Regions from separate parts of the Homo sapiens genome. Here region 2 is linked to region 1. The links are chromatin loops, found by intact Hi-C in ENCODE. Cell type or tissue: heart left ventricle. All regions are shown on one strand.

What was found. A loop is a pair of places that touch in the nucleus more often than their neighbours do. Peaks named below come from ENCODE experiments on the same cell type or tissue, not always from the same donor. Only the 100,000 strongest peaks of a DNase experiment are listed, where the experiment ranks them.
Region 2: it touches region 1 in a loop (7-fold over the local background); 5 of 110 quality-filtered maps call a loop at or near these places.

Annotation. Positions count from the first base shown.
Region 1 is chr3:172,486,768-172,494,767 of GRCh38, reverse strand. No RefSeq gene overlaps it. Among named protein-coding and RNA genes, the nearest start is that of TNFSF10, 33 kb to the left of the region's middle. In heart left ventricle, a CTCF peak has its summit at 4,443 (motif pointing left); a DNase peak (open chromatin) is centred at 4,457.
Region 2 is chr3:172,706,832-172,714,831 of GRCh38, reverse strand. NCEH1 (neutral cholesterol ester hydrolase 1) reads left to right here and starts at 3,765. Exons shown (of 5, transcript NM_020792.6): 1 at 3,765-3,985. The coding sequence starts at 3,848. RefSeq lists enhancers at 3,315-3,454, 3,499-3,793, 3,715-3,984, 3,114-4,313. In heart left ventricle, a CTCF peak has its summit at 3,586; DNase peaks (open chromatin) are centred at 3,691 and 4,481; H3K4me3 peaks cover 3,389 bases; H3K27ac peaks cover 3,014 bases.

The DNA of each region.
Region 1 (8,000 bases):
ATCACATAAACAGAACCAATGACAAAAACCACATGATTATCTCAATAGATGCAGAAAAGGCCTTTGATACAATTCAACATCCCTTCATGTTAAAAACTCTCAATAAACCAGGTATTGATGAAACACATCTCAAAATAATAAGATCTATTCGTGAAAAACCCATAGCCAATGTCATACTGAATGAGCAAAATCTGGAAGCATTCCTTTGAAAACCAGCACAAGACAAGGATGCCCTCTCTCACCACTCCTATTCAACATAGTATTGGAAGTTCTGGCCAGGGAAATCAGGCAAGAAAAATAAATAAAGGGTATTCAAATAGGAAGAGAGGAAGTCAAATTGTCTCTGTTTGCAGATGGCATGATTGTATATTTAGAAAACCCCAACCTTTCAGCCCCAAAACTCCTTAAGCTGATAAGTAACTTCAGCAAAGCCTCAGGATACAAAATCAATGTACAAAAATCACAAGCATTCTTATACACCAATAACAGACAAACAGAGAGCCTCGTAGCAGAACTGAAGGAGATAGAGACACAAAAAACCCTTCAAGAAATCATTGAATCCAGGAGCTGGTTTTTCGAAAAGATCAACAAAATTGATAGACCGCTAGCAAGACTAATAAAGAAGAAAAGAGAGAAGAATCAAATAGATGCAATAAAAAATGATAAAGGGGATATCACCACCAATCCCACAGAAATACAAACTACCATCAAAGAATACTATGAACACCTCTACGCAAATAAACTAGAAAATCTAGAAGAAATGGATAAATTCCTGGATACATACACCCTCCCAAGACTAAACCAGGAAGAAGTTTAATCTCTGAATAGACCAATAACAGGCTCTGAAATTGAGGCAATAATTAATAGCTTACCAACCAAAAAAAGTCCAGGACCAGACGGATTCACAGCCAAATTCTACCAGAGGTACAAGGCGGGGCTGGTACCATTCCTTCTGACACTATTCCAATCAATAGAAAAAGAGGGAATCTTCCCTAACTCATTTTGTGAGGCCAGCATCATCCTGATACCAAACCTCGCAGAGACACAACAAAAAAAGAGAATTTTAGGCCAATATCTCTAATGAACATTGATGCAAAAATCCTCAATAAAATACTGACAAACTGAATCCAGCAACACATCAAAAAGCTCATCCACCATGATCAAGTGGGCTTCATCCCTGGGATGCAAGGCTGATTCAACATACCCAAATCAGTAAATGTAATCCAGCATATAAACAGAACCAACGACAAAAACCACATGATTATCTCAATAGATGCAGAAAAGGCCTTTGACAAAATTCAACAACATTTCATGCTAAAAACTCTCAATAAATTAGGTATTGATGGGACGTATCTCAAAATGATAAGAGCTGTTTATGACAAACCCACAGCCAATATCATACTGAATGGGCAAAAACTGGAAGCATTCTCTTTGAAAACTGGCAAAAGACAGGGATGCCCTCTCTCACCACTCCTATTCAGCATAGTGTTGGAAGTTCTGGCCAGGGCCATCAGGCAGGAGAAGGAAATAAAGGGTATTCAATTAGGAAAAGAGGAAGTCAAATTGTCCCTGTTTGCAGATGACATGACTGTATATCTAGAAAATCCCACCATCTGAGCCCAAAATCTCCTTAAGCTGATAAGCAACTTCAGCAAAGTCTCAGGATACAAAATCAATGTGCAAAAATCACAAGCATTCTTATACATCAATAACAGACAAAAAGCGAGCCAAAACATGGGTGAACTCCCATTCACAATTGCTTCGAAGAGAATAAAGTACCTAGGAATCCAACTTACAAGGGATGTGAAGGACCTCTTCAAGAAGAACTACAAACCACTGCTCAACGAAATAAAAGAGGATACAAACAAATGGAAGAACATTCCATGCTCATGGATAGGAAGAATGAATATGATGAAAATGGCCATACTGCCAAAAGTAATTTATAGATTCAATGCCATCCCCATCAAGCTACCAATGACTTTCTTCACAGAATTGGAAAAAACTAGTTAAAGTTCATACGGAACCAAAAAAGAGCCCACATTGCCAAGTCAATCCTAAGCCAAAAGAGCAAAGCTGGAGGCATCACACTACCTGACTTCAAACTATACTACAAGGCTACAGTAACCAAAACAGCATGGTACTGGTACCAAAAGGGAGATATAGACCAATGGAACAGAACAGAGCCCTCAGAAATAACGCCACACTTCTACAACTACCTGATCTTTGACAAACCTGACAAAAACAAGAAATGAGGAAAAGGATTCCCTATTTAATAAATGGTGCTGGGAAAACTGGCTAGCCATATGTAGAAAGCTGAAACTGGACTCCTTCCTTACACCTTATACAAAAATTAATTCAAGATGGATTGAAGACTTAAATGTGAGACCTAAAACCATAAAAACCCTAGAAGAAAACCTAGGCAATACCATTCAGGACATAGGCATGGGCAAGGACTTCATGTCTAAAACACCAAAAGCAATGGCAACAAAAGCCAAAATTGACAAATGGGATCTAATTAAACTAAAGAGCTTCTGCACAGCAAAAGAAACTACCATCAGAGTGAACCTACAGAACCATCAGAGGCAACCTACAGAATGGAAGAAAATTTTTGCAATCTACTCATCTGACAAAGGGCTAATATCCAGAATCTACAAAGAACTCAAACAAATTTACAAGAAAAAAACAAACAACCCCATCAAAAAGTGGGTGAAGGATATGAATAGACACTTCTCAAAAGAAGACATTTATGCAGCCAAAAGACACATGAAAAAATGCTCATCATCACTGGCCATCAGAGAAATGCAAATCAAAACCACAATGAGATACCATCTCACACCAGTTAGAATGGCAATCATTACAAAGTCAGGAAACAACAGGTGCTGGAGAAGATGTGGAGAAATAGGAACACTTTTACACTGTTGGTGGGACTGTAAACTAGTTCAACCATTGTGGAAGTCAGTGTGGTGATTCCTCAGGGATCTAGAACTAGAAATACCATTTGACCCAGCCATGCCATTACTGGGTATATACCCAAAGGAATATAAATCATGCTGCTATAAAGACACATGCACACGTATGTTTATTGCGGCACTATTCACAATAGTAAAGACTTGCAACCAACCCAAATGTCCAACAATGATAGACTGGATTAAGAAAATATGGCACATATACACCATGGAATACTATGCAGCCATAAAAAATGATGAGTTCATGTCCTTTGTAGAGACATGGATGAAGCTGGAAACCATCATTCTGAGCAAACTGTCGCAAGGACAGAAAACCAAACACTGCATGTTCTCACTCATAGGTGGGAATTGAACAATGAGCACACTTGGACACAGGGTGGGGAACATCACACACTGGGGCCTGTCGTGGGGTGGTAGGAGGGGGGAGGGATAGCATTAGGAGAAATACCTAATGTAAATGACGAGTTAATGGGTGCAGGCACACCAACATGGCACATGTATACATATGTAACAAACCTGCACGTTGTGCACATGTACCCTAAAACTTAAAGTATAATAAAAAAAAAGTCATATCCTGCTATAAAAAATAAAGAAAAAGAAAATGTGGCACATATACACCATGGAATACTATGCAGCCATAAAAAATGATGAGTTCATGTCCTTTGTAGGGACATGGATGAAGCTGGAAACCATCATTCTCAGCAAACTATCGCAAGGACAAAAAACCAAACACCGCATGTTGTCACTCATAGGTAGGAACTGAACAATGAGAACACTTGGACACAGGAAGGGGAACATCACACACTGGAGTCTGTTGTGGGGTGGGGGAGTGGGGAGGGGTAGCATTAGGAGATATACCTAGTGTTAAATGACGAGTTAATGGGTGCAGCACACGAACATGGCACATGTGTACATATGTAACAAACCTGCACATTGTGCACATGTACTCTAGAACTGAAAGTATAATAAAAATATATATATTAAAAAAAAGAAAAGGAATGAGTTCACATCCTTTACAGGAACATGGATGAAACTAGAAGCCATCATTCTCAGCAAATTAACACAGCAACAGAAAACCAAACACCACATGTTCTCACTCATAAGTGGGAGTTGAACAGTGAGAACACATGGACACAGGGAGGGGAACATCTCACACTGGGGCCTGTCAGGGAGTGGGGGGCAAGGGGATGGAGAGCATTAGGACAAATACCGAATGCATGTGGGGCTTAAAACCTAGATGATGGGTTGATGAGTGCAGCAAACCACTATGGCACATGTATACCTATGTAACAAACCTGCAGGTTCTGCACATGTATCCCAGAACTTAAAGTAAAATTAAAGAAAGAAAGAGAGAGAGAGAGAAAGAAAGAAAGAAAGAAAGAGAGAGAGAGAAAGAAAGAAAATCCTATCCACAAAGCATGAGGAACATGACAATGCGGTAATCTTATCTTTCAACCCAGTGGAACCATTGCTGTGCCCCCTGGTGGACGCACTCTTCCTTTAAGCACTAAAACTAAATTATTGCTTCTCAAACTTTAGTGAACATCAGAATCGCCTGGAGAACTTGTTAAAACACAGATTTTTAAAACCCACTCCCAGAGTTTTTGATTCAGTAGGCCTGGGTTGTGGTCTGAGAACTTACATATTACACAAGCTCTCAGATAACACTGCGGCTGCTGGTCCACAGAAGACATTTTTTTAAACTTAAAAAAAATTATTGTAAATTGACAAATTATAGTTGTGCATATTTATGGGACACAAAGCGATGTTATGATATATGAATGCAACGTTGAATAATTAAATCAAGCTAATTAACATCCATCACCTCACATACTTGTGATTTTTGTGGTGAGAACATTTGAAATGTACTCTCAGCAGTTTTGAAATGTACAATACGCTATTATTAACTATATCCACTATGTTTTGTGCAATAAATCTAAAAAAATTTATTCCTCTTGTCTCACTGAGGCTTTGTGCCCTTTGACCATCATCTCCCCATTCCTCCATCCTCCAGTCTCTGGTAACCACCATTCTATTCTCTGCTTCTATGAGTTCGATCATCTTAGATTCCACATATAAATGAGAACATGCAGCATTTGTCTTTCTGTGCCTGGCTTATTTCAGTTAGCAAAATGTTCTCTAATTCCATCTATGTTGTTGCAAATGACAATTTCTTTCTTTTCAAAGGCTGAATAGTACCATTTTGTGCATATGTACACATTTTCTTTATCCATTCACCTGTTAATGGACACTTAGTTAGATTCCTTATCTTGGCTATTGTGAACAGTGCTGCAGCAAACATGCAAGTGCAGACATCTCTTTGACATGCTCCTTCCAAATCTTCTAGGTAAATACCCAAAAGTGGGATCAGTGGATCATATGGTAGTTCTATTTTTAGTTTCTTGAGGAACCTCCATACTGTTTTCCATAATGACTATAGTAATTTACATTCCCATCAATATTATACAAGTGTTCCCTGTTCTCCACATCCTTGCCAACAGTTATATTTTCACAGAATACGTTTTGATAATAAAACTATAAATTACTATTGGATGGATAGGAAGCAAGACATTTGAGAATAAGTAATTAGATGTATCATGTTCCACTTGTCTTCTGTCTTCTATTTCCAGCAATGAATTCTGTTCACTATTATGTCCTTCTACTCAGCATTACCTCTGACGAAGGCTCAATTCAAAGATAAGAAGCAAGGCAACATCATGAGATTCACTGGTTTTACCATATCTCTTGTTATCCCAAAGTAGTTGGCTTATAAAAAGGCGGAATGTTTATGGAAGACCCAACTATGGAGCAAACTTGGAGGGAACTCTTTGAAGATGGATTACAGGACTACAGGCTGCAGTATATGATTTGAACTGGTGACCAAAATATGATACTGTTACGCCTACACGTGGTGTGGAGTTACTAATTCAAAGGAAGGAAGGAAGAAAGGACAGAAGGGAGGGAGAAAGAGAAAGCCAAGGAGAAGAAAAAAAGAAAAAAATCACACAGAAACGAAAATTTAATCTAATTGGTAAGTGTAACTACTGGAGTGAGCCTTAGAGGAAAGACTTAAATCTGTTTCCTCAGTTGGTCTTGGATCTTGTAGGTCTCTCACAGCCTGAGTATTTCACCAAGTCAAATGTGACAATGTTTAAAGATATGTATTTTTTTATACAACATAGTCCTTAAATATTAATGAATTACTGTCAGATTGCTTTTCACAAGATTGTTAAGTTCCAAAGTGAGTAAGCAAATGGTAGTAATATCCAAATTTGCCATTGAAAATCTTTCAAATCATCCTGAAATCATCATGACCTCAGCTGTTAGAGGTGATAAAACAAGAATTAACTTCTTTGTTGAGGAGCTGTAGGCTCTGTTTTCTGGAGAGATGGACACGAAGGTCTATTTTGAAATAGAAAGCAAAATGGAATTCTCTTCCTCTCTCTTCCTCCAACTCTCTCTGTCTCCCCCTCTTACCCCACTCCCTCCGTCCTTCCTAGATGTGCAACAGATATGTATTTTTTGGATTGACAGATAAATAAGGAGATAGATAACAGTAATTTTTCCTTAATGGATTAGACATTTCTTGCTCATGCTTTTGAGTTTTCTTTAGCTGCCCATAAAGTCTCTGCTAGCAACACTATTCATGCACTTAGTGATTGCCTTATATATAGTCTTATATAATAAACTGGAGACTACAATGCACCACCTTCAGTAATGACTATAACATCTAGACAGAACATCATTAAGGAGATAGAGGACTTAAACGATACTATAAATCAACTAAACTTAACACCCACATATGGAACACTCCACCCAACAATAGCAGAGTACATATTATCCTCAAGAGCCCATGTAACATTCTAAAGATTAACTAAATGTTAGGCTACAAAACAAGTTGTGATACATTTTTTTAAATTAGAACAATACAAAATATTTTCTCTCACCACAATGGAAGAAAGCTAGAAATCAATAACAGAAAGAAAGTTGGAAAGTTCACTTTTAAATAATCAATGGGTTAAAGCAGAAATCACAAGGGAAAATAGTCATTACTTTGAGATGAATGATAATAAAAACACAGCATACCAAAACTTATGGGATGAACAAAAGCAATAGTTACTGCTATAAATAGCTGTGAATGCCTACATTAAAAAATAATCTTAAATCAATAGTTATCTTCGTGCACCAACACACCCGGCTAATTTTTGTAGTTTTAGTAGAGACGGGGTTTCACCATGTTGGCCAGAGTGTTCTCAAACTCTTGACCTCAGGTGATCCGCCTGAATTCCTTGAGGAATTCAAAAAAGAAAAGCAAACGAAACCTAAAGCTAGCAGAAGGAATAAAATAATAAAGATTAAAATAAAGATAAATGAAATAGGAAAATGATAGAATAAATGAAAGCAAAAGTTGATTCTTTGAAATAATTAAAAATTTGGCAAACATTTAGTGAGACTGAGAAAAAAAGAAAGAAGATGTAAATAGTTAAAATCAGAAATAAATGTGGAGACATTACTACCAACCTTACAGAAATAAAAAGGATTATAAGAGAACACTATGAACAATTGTATGCCATCAAATCAGATAACCAAGATGAAATAGACAAACTTCTGGAAACACATAACTTACCAAAACTAAGTCAAAAAAAAATAGAAAATCTGCCTGTAACAAGCAAAGAGATTCAGTAATCAAAAATCTCCCAACAAAGAAAAGTTCAGAACCAGATGGCTTAACTTATGAATTCTACAAAACATTTAAGGAAGAATAACACCAATCTTTTTCAAACTCCTCCAAAGAACACAGGAGAGAACACTTCCTATCAAATTCTATAAGGTCAGGATTATCCTGATACCAAACCCAAAGATACCACGAGGAAAGAAAACTACAAACCTAGATCTCTTATGAATATGATAAAAATCTTCAACAAAATACCGGCAAATTGGATCCTATAACATATTAAAAATATTTTACACCATGACCAGTGGAATTTATCCCAAGAATGTAGAAATGGTTCACCCTAAGAAAAGTGATCAATG
Region 2 (8,000 bases), 220 kb before region 1:
CTCCTTTTTAAATATATGAATAGATCAGATCATGTCACTTTCCTGTTACAAAACCTCCAATTGCTTCCCATTGTACCAGAATATTCAAACTCCTTAACATGGCCTACATGGTCCTAAATGATCTGCTCTTCTGCACCCACACTACCTCTGTGGCTGAGCCTGTTCCACCACCTTTCCCACAGTACTTCTGCCTCACTAGCTGTTAGTGTTCATTGACCGGGTTAGCATCTTAGAGCCTCTGCACCTGTTCCCTCCACCTCCACAACCCTGCATGGCAGTCTTCTCCTGTCATGCAGATGTCAGCTCAAATGGCATCTCCTTAAAGAGGTCCCCTTTCCCACCCAATTTAAAGCAGCTCCCAGACACCCTGTTCTGTTTTCTCTCTCTCTCTTTTTTTTTTTCTGAGACGGAGTTTTACTCTTGTTGCCCAGGCTAGAGTGCAATGGTGGAATCTCGGCTCACTGCAACCTCCACCTCCCGGGTTCAAGCAATTCTCCTGCCTCAGCCTCCCGAGTAGCTGGGATTACAGGCACGTGCCACCACACCCAGCTAATTTTTGTATTTTTCATAGAGACGGGGTTTCCCCATGTTGGCCAGGCTGGTCTCCAACTCCCAACCTCAGGTGATCCACCCACCTTGGCCTCCCAAAGTGCTGGGATTACAGGCGTGAGCCACCACGCCCGGCCATTTTCATTTTTAACCACTTAGCAGTAGAGCTGAGTGGTAAAGCACATGAGCACTAGGCTCAGACTCTGGGCTCACATACCAGCTGGATGGCTTGGGCAAAGCACTTCATCTTTCAGTGCCTGTTTTTAGAGTAACAATGGTACCTATTTCGTAGAATCGTTATGAAGCTAAATTAGTTAATATATTCAAAGTGCTTACCACAGAATTACCTCATAGCAAGGCAAATTAATGCATGTTGCTTATTAATTTTTGTTTGTTTATTGTTTGGCTCTTCCTTCTGTATCATGCTTACATCCTCCCCTGAACCCCTCCCCACCACCCTCCAAGCATATAAAATCAAAGAGTCGAAACCTTACAGCCTGCCTGCCACAACTTCTTTATTTCCCAGTGTAGGCCAGGTATGTTTGTTGAATGAATGAAGTATTGAAAACAAGTGATGAAGGTGTTTATACTTATCTCAAATTAGTCTCATTTTAAAAAACTCTCAGATCTACAGAGGCTCTCAGATTTCTGATCTGAGAATTACTACAGTTTCTTTGTTCTTTCTTAGTTTCTATCTCTTAGTGTACTGCTTAAGGGAAGCCACACTTCACTGAGAGGCAGAAATAAATATTGCTACTATCACTTACAAACTAGAGGAATATGAGTAAGCCATTTGGCTGCGCTAATCCTCAAGAGGCTCATCTATAACACCGAGTGTGTTAACTGCTGGTGGAAGAGGGAAGGCTGAGTTAGGTGTGGGGATTTTTGGATTTGTTTGCTTGTTTGTTTTTGGTTCGGTTTGGTTTTGTCATTAGCTCTAAGATCTATGTTTTTATGAACATATAGTCAAAATCTAAGAGAAAAGTATTGTCGACAAGGTAAAACTTGGATTTATTTTGCAGATTTCCTGAAAGCAAGTAATGTAACTAAATCCAGTAGTCAGCTTGGTTTATATCTCCAGGATTATTCCTAATCACCCATAAAGATTAGCTTCTGGCTGGGCGTGGTAGTTCACACCTGTAATCCCAGCACTTTTGGAGGCTGAGGCAGGTGGATCACCTGAAGTCAGGAGTTCAAGACCAGCCTGGCCAACACGGTGAAACCCTGTCTCTACTAAAAATACAAAATTAGCTGGGCTTAGTGGCAGGCATCTGAAATCCCAGCTACTCGGGAGGCTGAGGCAGAATGGCTTGAACCCGGGAGGCAGAGGTTGCAGTGAGCCAAGATTGCACCATTGCACTCCAGCCTGGGTGACAAGAGCGATGCTCTATCTCAAAAAAAAAAAGAATAGCTTCTAATTTTCTACACATATACTCACACACAAACATAAACATAAACATTCCTATCTGTTTAGAGTTATGAGTTTAACCAGTAACTTAAAAGACAGAGAGAGAGAGAGAGAGAGAGAGAGAGAGAGAGAGAGAGAGAGAGAGAGGCCAGGTGCCGTGGATCATGCCTGTAATCCCAGCACTTTGGGAGACTGAGGTGGGCAGATCACAAGGTCAGGAGTTTGAGACCAGCCTGGCCAGCATGGTGAAACCCCATCTCTACTAAAAATACAAAAATCAGCCAGGTGTGGTGGTGGGCACCTGTAATCCCACCTACTGAGGAGGCTGAGGCAAGAGAATTGCTTGAACCCAGGAGGTGGAGGTTGCAGTGAGCTGAGATCGTGCCATTGCACTCTAGCCTGGGCGAAAAGAGCAAGACTCCGTCTCAAAAAAAACAAAAAACAAACACCAAAAACAAACAAAACAAAAAAAAAAGAGAGAGAGAACTTGCTTGAAATACCATGAAAGTGTGCCCTTCTTATCAGTTTTCCTTCAATGTTGAAGAAGAAGCCAACTGTTTCCTAAAAATCTCATTATCAGAACCAAATTTATGGTTATTTCACTTCTATTAATTTGATTAAATTAAAATTACCATCTTAAGATGCATAATTATATATACTAGGTGTTTTAAGACCTTCATCAATAAGTTTGGAGTTGTCATCCTACCACTTTCTTGAAACAGGTCTTCTAACTGTTTTCCTTCTGGATTTCTGGTTGAAATTTTGCTAGTGAAGTTTTCTCTCTCCCATTCAGTACTCACCCACCCCTCCTCACCCCCAATCATTAACAAGAAATCTGGGTTTAAGTGTATTTCTGCTACCATTGACTCACTGAAAGAATTTTTCAGGTGATATCCACACGTTTCTCCAATAAAAAGTTATTATTTTTTCCCTTTGTAGTAATTTGTGGAGAGATCTTCTGATGAAGGACCAAAATTCTGTGTCAAATTTTTACCCTCTAGTTTTAGCATTCATTTATGATTTTCTATGGATACTAGCTGGCATTCTATTTTAAGAAAAGCCTTTCTTCTTTCCTCATTTATTTATATTAATATAGATTGTTGAGTTTTATTTTAATCAATGGGTTATCCATTATGATGATTTATATTGATGGTAAAATTATCCCAGCTTCAGCCACTGGGAGACCCTTCAAGCTGGCAGCTGTGGACCTTTGACCAGTTCCTATCATTTTTTGAGCACTTCCGCATCTCTGGCACAACAGGTTCATCTTGTACTTTACAGCCCCAGCCCTGGTATCAGCCTTTTCTCCAGAGGTTGTGTCAAAAAGCCGTGGTTCCTCTTATTGGAGCATAGGATTTAGAAACCAAGACTTGGGTGCTAGATGTACTACTGGCCTTTCATTGCTTGAGCCAGAAGAATTTAATATCTTCTTTTGCCATATATCAGCTAGAACTTACAAACCACTCCAAGTCTGGCTCCAGAAAACAGAATTTTTATATCCTTTCTCAGTACTCTGAGTCAGAATGACCCACTTGCTTTGTCCAGAGACTCGTCACACTGAAACTATTTTCCGTTTGAGACCTTCCAGGAGGAAAGCCATCCTCACACGCATGCAGTACAAACCAGTGTCCTCCAGAGTCCGCTGTGCCTACGGCCAGAGCAGCGACAGAGCCTTCCTCAAACCTGTAGTGACTGCCACACTTTGCAAGGACACCGTAGAGGGGGCATGTCCGCGCTCCAACTTCCTCCCGACGCAGCCTCTGATTGGCTCCTGGGCTTATAAGAAACGCGTGAATGAGCAGCTGCCGCGGGCAGAAAGTTGCCGGAGGTCTCCGGGTGGTATCGCCCTTTCCTCTTTGCCAGCCCGCTGGCGAGCCGAGCCAGGGCAAGATGAGGTCGTCCTGTGTCCTGCTCACCGCCCTGGTGGCGCTGGCCGCCTATTACGTCTACATCCCGCTGCCTGGCTCCGTGTCCGACCCCTGGAAGCTGATGCTGCTGGACGCCACTTTCCGGGGTGCACAGCAAGTGGTGAGGTGCAGCCCAGCGCTGCTTCTCTCTTCCTCCTCTTACGCAATATTTGAAGGGGATACAAAATTCCTCCGCCGGGTTCCACGAAAACGCAGGTTTTTCCTAATGCATTGAGGCTGTCGCTTTTTGAGGTGGTCCAGTCGGGAATTTTCAGGGTATCGCATTCGCCTCCTTGCTAGCAGCGGGCTAGATCTGCATTTCCCCGTCTGCGTTTGTGACGGGGAAGAAGTGCTTGAATAGAATTTGACAACTGTTTAAACCTTCGTCTGTCCTAAATATCTTCCTCTTCCTTGGTTTGCAACGTCAAAAGGCAAATCCTTAAGCAGTTTATAAACCACCCTTCTTCACACTGTCGTTCTCCCATAGGGACCGGCAGAGGATAAATATTTTTAGGAGAGCTCGGGAAAAGCAGGCTCTGGTTCCTGGGAATGCAGCCACCTTAGAAGCAGAAGCAGGCAAGGGCAGTCTCGCAATGTCCCCAGGCTGTGGAGCGCTCCGTTCCCGGAGACAGCAGGCAGGGCTCTCCATCCAAGCACTTGAGGAACCATAGGGATCTCTCGTTTCACCCGAGGCAGATCTCAGCTCAGCCCAAGAAAGAGGACTGGGAGGCTGGGCTGGCTGAAAGGAGGTGAGGAGGCGGCAGCCCTGGTTTGCATGATGCATGTTTTCTGCTTGCCCTGCAGCATTTATTTTATGTCCTTGGCTGTCAGATAACCTTTTCCTGAGCGAGGTTACCTGCCTTAACCTGGGAGGGTAACATTTCTCTCCACTGTATCATGGGCGTGTGTTCATTCCTTCCATACACAGGAAAATATAACTGTCTCTGGTTTATTCCATGGTAAGAGGCATTATTTTTAGTGTCAGAGAATCTAAAATCTAAACTACAGTCTGCAGCCAAGGCTGAGCCCTCTGATTGGACAGTATTTCTGAGCAGCCTGCTCTATCTAAACTCTAACCTTCTCCAAAACCAAGCCTCCTCCCTCCCCACAACCTTGGGCTTTAATCTCAGAATATTTTTATAAACTCTTTCTTTCAGAAATGACAACTAGAGAAAGAGAAAAAAAATCATTTCAACCTGAGAAAGCTGATTTTAAAAAAGTCATGATTTTCCCAGAGGGTTTATGTTCCTGTTCCCTGTCCACTCATTATGTGTAGGATTACATAATCTGTGGGGCTTTATCCTATGAAAAGTCCCCTTACTAGGATATTGCAGCACATTCCTAGCGTGGATTTGCTTTTCCTGAATTCAGCCACATTCTCACCTCCAAAGCCCCTTTTGTCTCTTAGGAAAGGTCTATGAAGCTATAGACCCCTGCCCCCCTTCTTTTCCTCTTGCTTCCTATAATGTTGACATGGTGAAAATGATCATCCCCTTCTTTAGCACTGGTGTCAAGAAAGTCAGTCTTGTTGTAGGAAGCCTTGCATTCCCTCTCCTCCCCCATGAAATTATGTAATTTGAAAGTAATACCCTTCAAAGATTGAGGAACAGTGATGTTTACCTGGGTGGGTTAATGGTCTACTACAATAACTTAAACAGAGGAAAACAGGAAAAAGATCAAACTGCTGTGTTGGCTGCAGAGATTATTCTTAGTTTTCAGGTCACCAAAGAAGTCTTCTCCATCATAAGTTAATCTCGGACAAGCTAGGTTTGGAGAAAAGCTTTTCTTTCCCAGCTAGGCTTGCCAGCCCATTAAGGACAAGGCTGTGTAAGGTCCTCCACAGAGTATACCCTCAGGTGGTGCTTGGGAATGATAGTGGGTGTAACCTGAAGTCAGCAATAGATGAGGTAACCAGTGTTCTCACCTGACACTGTGGCTCAGGAGTGGATTTGCAGAAAAATGGCTCTTATCACTTCTCCTCTAAATTGTGAAATATCAGAAAGATCATTATGATCAGATGGAAACATATTCTACCCAATAAAGCAATTTTCCAGTGTCACCTCAAATCTTCCTGAGTTTTCCCTGTAAAATAGGGCAAAAAACTACCTTGTAGGTTTGCTATAAGGTTTAGTAATGTATTTAAGTGCCTGGTACTTGTAGTGAGTCTTCTAGTTGTCCCCAAGGGTCCATTGTGGATTGTGGGAACATCTATAAGAATGCTTACCTTTTTTGAAGCAATAAAATAAATGTAAACTGGAAGTAATTTATGTGATTGAAACCTGGAGTGCTACTACTAAATTACCTGGTGTCATGGCCTGGGGCGGTGGCTCACGCTGTAATCCCAGCACTTTGGGAGGCCGAGGCGGGTGGATCACGAGGTCAGGAGTTCGAGACCAGCAGCCTGGCCAACATAGTGAAACCTCTTTCTACTAAAAATACAAAAAATTAGCCAGGGCTGGTGGCAGGTGCCTGTAGTCCCAGCTACTTGGGAGGCTGAGGCAGGAGAATCGCTTGAACCTGGGAGGCGGAGGTTGCGTTGAGTCGAGATTGTGCCACTGCACTCCAGCCTGGGCAACAAGAGTGAAACTCTGTCTCAAAAAAATATATAAATAAATAAATTGCATGGTGTCAACCTCGTTACTCAGATAATTTTAGTTTGAGTTGATTGGCTCAACTACAAAAGCAATTTAAGCTGTTTGAGAGATTAAGCTCAGCCTATTTCCTAAGACAGCATCAGCTGCCTACCATTAAGAAATGTGAATGTTAGTTTATTCTGTTGTCATTGGCAAATACTTTATGCTTTAGCATTTTTTATGTCCTTTATCTTGTGCAGTGAGTCAGACTATTGAGATTATGTTCATTGTGCTTTTTTTCCTTGGGGTTCCCCATATTCCTTAAGAAGCAGCTACTTAGGATCTCTCTGACTCCTCTCAAACACAGATGCTATGTCAGAATCACCTAAGAACTGTTTAAAACAAACCAAACCAAAACAAAACACTTGATGCCCAGGTTACACCACATACCAAACTTACTTAGAATCTCTGGGAGATGAACGTTCTTAGCAGTGTTTAAGAAAAGTTCCAGCCGGGCGCGGTGGCTCACGCCTGTAATCCCAGCACTTTGGGAGGCCGAGGCGGGCGGATCACGAGGTCAGGAGATCAAGACCATCCTGGCTAATACGGTGAAACCTCGTCTCTACTAAAAATACAAAAAAATTAGCTGGGCGTGGTGGCAGGCTCCTGTAGTCCCGGCTACTCGGGAGGCTGAGGCAGGAGAATGGCGTGAACCCGGGAGGTGGAGCTTGCAGTGGGCCGAGATCAGGCCACTGCACTCCAGCCTGGGCAACAGTGTGAGACTCCGTCTCAAAAAAATAATAATAATAAAAATAAAAAACGAAAAGTTCCCCAGATGATCTTCATTGCAGCAAAACTTGAGAACCACTGCTCTATAAGATAAAAGGCATTGCTGTTGTAGACAATATATTTTCCTTAAACTGCGTGTTATATTGCATACGTGTTGCTGGAAATGAGCCCTTTTACATTAGCATGGATTAGTTTATCAGATTAGTTGACACTTTGGCCCTAAGGGGATAAAATACTAGCTAGGCAAATTTCTGTGTTATAGCAAAGCCACCATAAGACTTGAGCAGTGGAAAAGCACAAACAAAAGTAGGTCTGAGAAGGGCAGAGGTGTAATTTAGATGATCAGGCAGCAGGAGACTAGAGGAACAAAAGAAGAGAGTTTGGGGAAGTCCTGAAGGCTGATTTCCAAATGCTATGCAGACAAAGATTTTTTTTTTTAAATGGTAATCTCAGTGCAGGTTAAAATACTAAGTGTACACTGCTGGAGAAAATGTATGTTAGAACCACGTTTTTGGAGAACAGTTTGGCAATATCCATCAAAGCCTTATAAGTGTGTTTATTTTTTGACCCCGTAATCCCTCTAGATGGAATTTATGGTAAGTAATGATGGATATAGGCAAACCTCTAGCTATAAAGATGGAAACATTTTACAGGATTAAAAAACTTGTTCATCAGCACCGTAAGACAAAGAAAAAAAACAAAAACTTGTTGAACTTGTCTAAAAGCACTGCCACTTATAATAAACGTGAAGTAAAATCGAGCAATCTTTTTTTC